2 separate regions of the Homo sapiens genome follow, and region 2 is linked to region 1. Evidence: chromatin contacts called from ENCODE Hi-C or POLR2A ChIA-PET data. All regions are on one chromosome and are shown on one strand. Each heading gives the region's core, a stretch centred on a gene start or an enhancer-like site at or near the end of the contact. The rest is flanking DNA. Distances are from core to core; before and after follow the strand shown. Region 1 overlaps LOC101929174 (a long non-coding RNA gene). Region 2 overlaps CTSC (cathepsin C).

Evidence for each region. Hi-C counts contacts between places; a loop is a spot of excess contacts on that map. ChIA-PET counts read pairs that join two places held with the same protein, here RNA polymerase II (POLR2A). Pooled maps may share reads with other maps.
Region 2: a loop to region 1 is called in a map of Caco-2, with 6 times the contacts of the local background. The contact joins two enhancer-like sites. A Hi-C loop is called at or near these places in 2 of 168 maps with a recorded cell type or tissue (Caco-2 and natural killer cell) and 5 of 50 pooled maps. POLR2A ChIA-PET finds 5 or more read pairs at or near these places in 4 of 52 experiments (GM12878, Panc1, T-cell and 1 more).

Annotation. Positions count from the first base shown.
Region 1 is chr11:88,400,939-88,404,480 of GRCh38, reverse strand. The region is part of intron 2 of LOC101929174 (a long non-coding RNA gene); the gene reads right to left. Among named protein-coding and RNA genes, the nearest start is that of CTSC, 65 kb to the right of the region's middle. Within about 2 kb of position 1,505, at least 5 of the 41 ENCODE cell types and tissues checked have a DNase peak (open chromatin) inside an H3K27ac peak, as active enhancers do; they include GM12878, where a contact is called at or near this core.
Region 2 is chr11:88,299,084-88,302,983 of GRCh38, reverse strand. It overlaps CTSC (cathepsin C), which reads left to right. Exons shown (of 7, transcript NM_001814.6): 5 at 2,339-2,454. Among named protein-coding and RNA genes, the nearest start is that of CTSC, 37 kb to the left of the region's middle. Within about 2 kb of position 1,648, at least 6 of the 41 ENCODE cell types and tissues checked have a DNase peak (open chromatin) inside an H3K27ac peak, as active enhancers do; they include GM12878, where a contact is called at or near this core.

The DNA.
Region 1 (3,542 bases), core at 256-2,755:
AGAAATACTGATACACCCCTCGCCACCCTCAGGCTTTTCCCAGACCCTTCATTTGTTTCCTTAGGGGTTCTGAGAGACATTTACTTATTAATGTTTGTCTCAGGGTTTATATTTTAAAACAAAACTTGAGATGGTGATTGCTTTTGTATGAGCCATTGCAATCGATGTATCATGGATACATGGATACAAAGGAGAAAAAATCTTAGTTCCTGCCCTTATGTTTTCCACCGTCTCTCATCACAGGAAGAGAGAAGTAATAAGTAAATTAACCTGTAACTCTACTGGTGACTGTAGAAGGCAGACACTTTACCAAGTGATATTAAAAATAATCCTTAGAGAGGAGCATGAAGTGGACTGGTGCTTCCATGATGTTGATGATGTTGTGATTTTTTTTAATGTAGGCATGTTCAGTTTGTGCTTTTATGTGCTCTTTTCTGTATGCATTTCTATATGGATTTTGCCTGTATTCTGTATTTCTATATTCTTTATGCATTATCTTAATTTTAAAAATGCTTTAAAATCCCTTACATGAATTACATATATTTAGCTCTAAATCCAGCATTGTTTCCCAATAACATCTTAGTGATATATTTACTACTTACCTAAGCATGTTTTTAGACAAGGGGGGATAAAAACAAATGAACAGCAACCAAAACAATGTTTCCTTACTTAACTGCTACAGTATGCCATGCAATGATCAGGCATTATACCTCGAAAGCCATAGTGAAGGAAAGAATTGTCTTGGCCACGATAACTCTCAAACTGAGACTTAGGGCTGGCTGTTCTGTGCTTTCAGGCACAGGGTTCACGGCATGAAGGAGTGAGGAAAGAAACAAGAATCTGAAGACATCTAGGTGAAATATGCTCTTTCCATTTAATTAATAGCCCACACCATTTACTATTATTTTCTGCCCATCTGTTTCACATATTCTGCCCACCTGGACGGCCCAAGAGAGCATTCAAATTTCCCAAGCAGTTCTAGGCTCTTCTATTCTCACTGCTCTCTGTGCATTTTAATCTTTCAGGTCAGCATCAAGCTGTATGAGGAATCACCAAGCAGCCTCCCAGATCGCCAAGCAGCTACCGCATGGTAAACACAAATCTATAGGCCAGGCTAGGTAGTGCCCCACATCAATAAAACTAAGAGTTAGCTATCTTCTATTATAGAAACTATGGAAAGGCTAGTGAACTCCTCATTAACCTTTTAAGTAATCCCAGTCAGCACTACCATCCTTAGTGCAGCAAGTTGATCCAGAGCTCAACACATTTATAACCAAAGGAGTAAAAACAAAAATCATAACCAGTTTTTATTCTCTAAGATAAAATGGTAACCTTCATGTATTTCAGGAGATGATAAAATATTTTCCTTCGGTCTTATCCTTTTCATTCCATCTCCATCCCTGCATCCTTACCTCCCTGTCCCAGCCATCTCCTCTGCTCCTGATTGCTAAGTCACTGTTAATAATGCGGTGGTCCCTCGGACTATGAGGCATTCGATGACAGTGCTTTTGTCTTACTCATCTTGCCTGCACACTGCGTAACACAGTGCTCAAACCAGAGTCACTCAATAAATATGGGTTAAATAATGAAGAAAAACATATAAAGACCAAACTATATGAGATTAACTATATTCCCTAAAACATAAGAATTTAGTCTGCTAAAAACTTAGAGCCCAATGTAAAAGATTAGAAATGGAAATAATATTATATCTACTTTAATATAACCCCCTTGTTTAACAAGTGAGAATGCAGATACCCAGAAAAGTCAGAGAGACAGCTGGGAAAAAGCCTCCCTCCAGGAGTCACACTAGGTTCACCACCCTAGGAGCAGTCTTTTCTGATTAACTTCCCATTCTCATCACTTGAAGTTTTGGTATTGCCTCAGCCAGCCACCCAAAATGTTCTCATGATTGTTTTTTTCTCTGATTTGCTTTTTGTCAGTTAAGTAACTTTTGTTTTGCTTTGTTTTGTTTTGTTTCATGAGTCAGACTCCTCTCAATAACTGTAGTGACCTTTTCTCAACCTTCCAGCTACTTCTCATTTGTTTAAACATTCTCTAAGTTGCCTACATTCCAACTGTTTATTCATGTTTAAGATAGAATGCTGTTAAAAACTGTGTCTATTAAAAGAGGGGTTAGAAGCCCTATCCCGAAATGTGATGTGAGTTAGTGGAGAAGGAAAAACGGAAGTGTCCCAGGCTGGTGAGGAAACTCACCAGAGCCTGGAGGATACCAAGTCAGACAGGACACACACAGGAAATCTTGATAAGCAGCCCCCAAAGACATTCTTTGCAAAAGAATAAAAATAAATGAATGAGACGGCTCATCTGCAACATCTTTCCAAAATGTAAGCAATGTAAAATTGAAACAAGGTCTAAAGCTGGTAAATTCATTCAAATATTTATTTCTTCAACTAACATTTAGAAATCATGTTTATTTTTACCAAATCTCATACCAGATAACTGGGTTATAGTACAAATAAGTCAATCCCCTCTTCAAGGAGTTTAGGTTAAAGGAACAAAGGAATGTTAGACAAAATTTCCCAGATGTATTGATGTTGAGCAAGGGTCTAGGTTTATTTCAAACTGTCAATAAGAGTACTCACTTCAAAGAAAGCCAATTCAAATGTTGCTTCTGCAAAGAGTGTCTTTCTAGTAAAAGCCAAAATAAATGAAAATGACAAAAAATTCTTATCTTGATAAGAGTGTTAGTCTAGGTACTAGAAAGGAATGTCTGCTAAAGTTTTTGATCTATTCACAAGATTTTAAGTTTGTAATACTATCACACATGTATCAGCTTTGTAGGCTAAACTCTAACTTCACTGATTGGGATGTTAATCAGAAGTATTACTAATTGATAAAGAACGATTCTTAAAGTATCAAAAAGTATTAATGTTTTGCTCAGGTTTGAGACATTTGTTTCTTTCTCACTACCTAAAATTTCTCCTATTAAACGGTGAGACGTACATACTGAAATTAGAACACATATTTTCTATCATGAATACAGATAGTCACCAGAGCTTTTTGTGACTGATAAGAATTATTAGTAAAAGTGAAAAACAATGGTATAAAGTGTTCAATGTTTGTTTCATTGAGTTATAAAGATACATGATCAGTGTCCTCACTGGGAGAATGTCAATGGTTTTCTGTTCTTTGCCACAACCTAGATGAAATATTCTCTCAACTAATATATTCTCTTCACTCTGACTCTCCTACTCAGGTATTATTTTCATCAGATATTCTTTTACTCTGCTAGTGGTGAATAGTTCTGTGTGGTCAGAGAGACGTGGTTTTAATATCTGCCCCACCACCTAACCAGGTTTGGATATTGGAAAGCTATTTAAACTTTCTGAACATCTCTTTCCCCATTTCTAAAATGGAAATAATTTCCCATCAAATAGAATTGTTTGAAGGTTACAAAAGATAAGGTATATAATGTATTACTCTCACAAAGTAAGCATTCAATAAATTATAATTACTTTAATTATATCATCATTATCATTATCATCACCACCACCATCATCACCACCACCACCACCACCACC
Region 2 (3,900 bases), core at 399-2,898, 100 kb after region 1:
ATTACCTATGAGGCACAGATTTTTATGATCCTTGATTATATAGACTTTGTCCAAATTGTGTGTTTTATAGCATTACTGTAACTTGTTATAGTAATCTTTGTGTATATTATGTCTCTTAACATTGTCTTCCATATTGTTAATGACCATCTCATATTTATCTCTGTATCATGTATATCTTCAACCAATGTGACTGGCTTAGGAGAAAAAATTAGTGAACAATTAACTAGTGTTTGTGTAATCTATACAATTGTCAAGGTTACAATTGCTATTTTTGAAGAAATCGTTGTTGTTTTTCTCTTTGTTTCATCTCAGTTCCATTTTGTCATGTATTCTTTTTTTTTTTTTTTTTTTTTTTTTTGAGGCGGAGTCTTGCTCTGTCACCCGGGCTGGAGTGCAGTGGTGCAATCTCGGCTCACTGCAAGCTCCACCTCCTGGGTTCATGCCATTCTCCTGCCTCAGCCTCCCGAGTAGCTGGGACTACAGGCACCCGCCACCACGCCCAGCTAATTTTTTTTTGTATTTTTAGTAGGGACGGGGTTTCACTGTGTTAGCCAGGATGGTCTCAATCTCCTGACCTCGTGATCCGCCCGCCTCGGCCTCCCAATGCTGGGATTACAGGCGTGAGCCACCGCGCCTGGCCCCTTGTCATGTATTCTTAACCTGTGTTATATCTAAGAGAAGCTGTGAGAGACGGGACCATTTGTGGATAGGTGCAGAGGGCATGAAGTAGCCCAGAAAGAATCTTTGCCATTGACTAAATTTTAGCCTAGTAAAAAACATCTGGTAACCACTGAAAAACTAGAACAGTGTGATATGACAATGCCCAGTTGAATAAGAAATTCAAATAGTTTATAGTAACAAAAAATAATTTTTACCACATTGTGACTAGTGCCCTAAAAACAAATTTGAAGGAGCAGAGAGAGAGAGGAAGTGAGTTTTCGCTGGGGGCTGGTGAGTGGAGGCTACTTTATGAGCAGTTTTGAAAATTACAAGTTAGGGAAAAACTCTTAGGGGAGTTTTAAGTGGTGAGCAACAGGCACTTGAGGTTACAGGAGCAGCAGCATAAAGATATAGAACAGAGAGGCCATTTGGCAGTCTTGGGGAAACTCCAAGAAGTCGAATGTGTCTAAAGCTGTGGTTCTCTCTCTGTGTGTGTGTGTGTGTGTGTGTGTGCGCGCGTGTGTTTGTGTGTGTGTGCATGTGTATGTATGTGTGAAATCGCTAATACAGAGAAGCTGTTAGAACAATTTTCTCACTTCCCAAAAATGTCCGTTCATTCATGGGCCTAGGCAACTCTCCTTTGTGTGTCTTACAGCCCAACACTGTCATATAAGGTGTGGTTCTATAATGAAACAGTTTTATCTGTTGTTTACGGAGCTAGTCAGCCTGTGTTATGCTTGTTACTGGTTGAGGGTGTCCAGGTTCTTGGCTTCTTGAACAAAGAATTGGACAAAACTCACAAATGAGGCAAGGAAAGAATGAAGCAACAAAAGCGGAGATTTATTGAAAATGAAAGCACACTCCACAGGATGGGAGTGGGCCTAAGTAAATGATTCAAGGCCCTGGTTACAGAATTTTCTGGGGTTTCAATACCGTCTAGAGGTTTCCCATTGGTTACCTGGTGTATGCCTTATGTAAATGAAGAGGGTGGAGTTAAGTTACAAAGTCATTTACTCAGTATAGGCCTTGTGTTAATGGAGAGGGTGTTACTCCTGGGGGTTGTGGCCCATGTAAACGGAGAGGATGAAGTGAAGTGACAAAGCCCTTCGCATTCCTGCCATTGCTGAAGTGTTTCCACTTTATTTAGTTCTAGGAAGTCAGTGTGAATTGGCCTTATGTTCCCTGCCTCCAGAACCTGTTCTCCTGCCTCACATAGACCCTTTTTTCCCTTTGCCAACTTCACTTCTTTTACAGCCACCTCACTACCAATGTGTCTGTCTCCTAAGTCAAACATCAGTGATTCCTCTGTTTTCTCTAAACCCTTCTTATGTCTTCTACTTCTCATCTCTTTCTTGGTCAAAAATCTTTCAAAAATGAGTAAGAATGCAGCTATTCAGGCAAACTAAAAATAACATCACAGTGATATACAAAACCAGTGTCATTTCACAAAGGAAAATTATCAATACTAGATCCTGAAAAAGAAACAGCGAATGAAAGCCATTTACACAACTCCATTGTGTAATTGACACATTGAATCACTCATAAAACAGGTGCTCTGGGTCTGAATCTAGATCCTAGCTAGTCTGGTAGCTGAAATCATAGAATTATAGTAGAGTTTAGGAAATCATCCTCAAAGGAAAGATTATATGTTGATATCAAATGTATATTTCCTTTCTAGGCCCAAACCTGCACCACTGACTGCTGAAATACAGCAAAAGATTTTGCATTTGCCAACATCTTGGGACTGGAGAAATGTTCATGGTATCAATTTTGTCAGTCCTGTTCGAAACCAAGGTAAAAAAATAAGCCTAAGTTTTTTGTTAATTTGTTTGGAACTATTTATTGAACAGTTGCTCTGTGTGATGGATTTCGGGGATACCTAGATGGAATGGGCATGATCCCCTTTTTACAGAAATAGAAAATAGGTGGCCTATGAATTATTCTTTCCTTTTATATCCATGACAAACTTTAGTAAAAAATTTTCTTTTCTACTGAGCTTAGCATTTATTCAGTACTCTTCTCAATATATTTTCCAGGTAGCTAGTGACAATCAGAGTGATATGTAAGACAAACTCATTTGTCCTCCTAGTAGGAAAGATTCTAGTAGAAGCAAAGAATTGTGTACCATTCTGCAAGTGGTTTGTTGGAATCTTTCTTTGATACCTGTTCCTGTATTCCCCCACCCCCATTAATTTAGTCATTAATTACTACATGAACCCGTAAAATAAATCCTTAAATTATTTTCCTGGTAGATTTTTTGAGCTGTGTAAGGACCTTTCAATTCACTTTACATTAGAATACGATATGTGATGGTAAGTATTAACCCAGCTTCCTGAGTGATGGCGTGAGGGCGGAACCCAGGTTCATGAAAAGTATTCCTATTATTGAATTTTACCAGTTATTTTCAGAAGTTTGATACAATGTGAGTTGATTTCATAACATGTCCTCTAACTGCACTTGATAGCAAATTATCTTGTTATCCTGAGTTGTAGCCAACAATGACTTGGAGAATCTATGCAATACTCAGTTTTATTACTTCTAAGCTCATTTTGAAGATAATACTACCCATGGCTGATTTGTTACTATAAAATAGGTTTAGTATTTGCTGTCTGGAAACATTCTGATTAGTGTCTCCTGGGAGGATTATAAATTTATAGTACCCAAAGATAAACTGTTGTTTCCCTTTCCTAAACTTTTAGTGATAATCAGTCTCTGCCGTGTCTCATTTTCATCACTTGCCCTCCAAGCTCCCATCTCACTGAATTCTTGCAGTGTTCTGAATGTTGAGAGCCCCAAGTGGGTCTTATAACAGCCAGTCAGCAACATTTCTGTTTTTCATCTGACACCAAGGGTCTCGTCTCTTTGCTTTTCTACCAGTTATTCTGGGCTCTTCAGCTCTAAAGAAAGTATAGGTCCTGAAATCTTTCCCTACCTTCTCAATTTCCTGGGGAGGGCTTCTTTGGAAAGTGGGATTGGAAATAAGATAAATTTGAAGATAATTGAGAAATGAATGGAAAGTGAAATTGAAGGGTCCATGTTAAGAGATTGCAAGTTATGCTATCACCAAATAGATTTTTTGTGCCTGAGAGGATTAATTCATAGTGCATATTATGTGTTGACTTTATCATTGAGGTCCTGGCACATGATAGCATTGGCATGATATAATTTGAGCTACTGATACTATAGTGTTGCTTCTGGTGTTGTTACCAGAACATCTAAAATATATTAGGATTTTTTTAA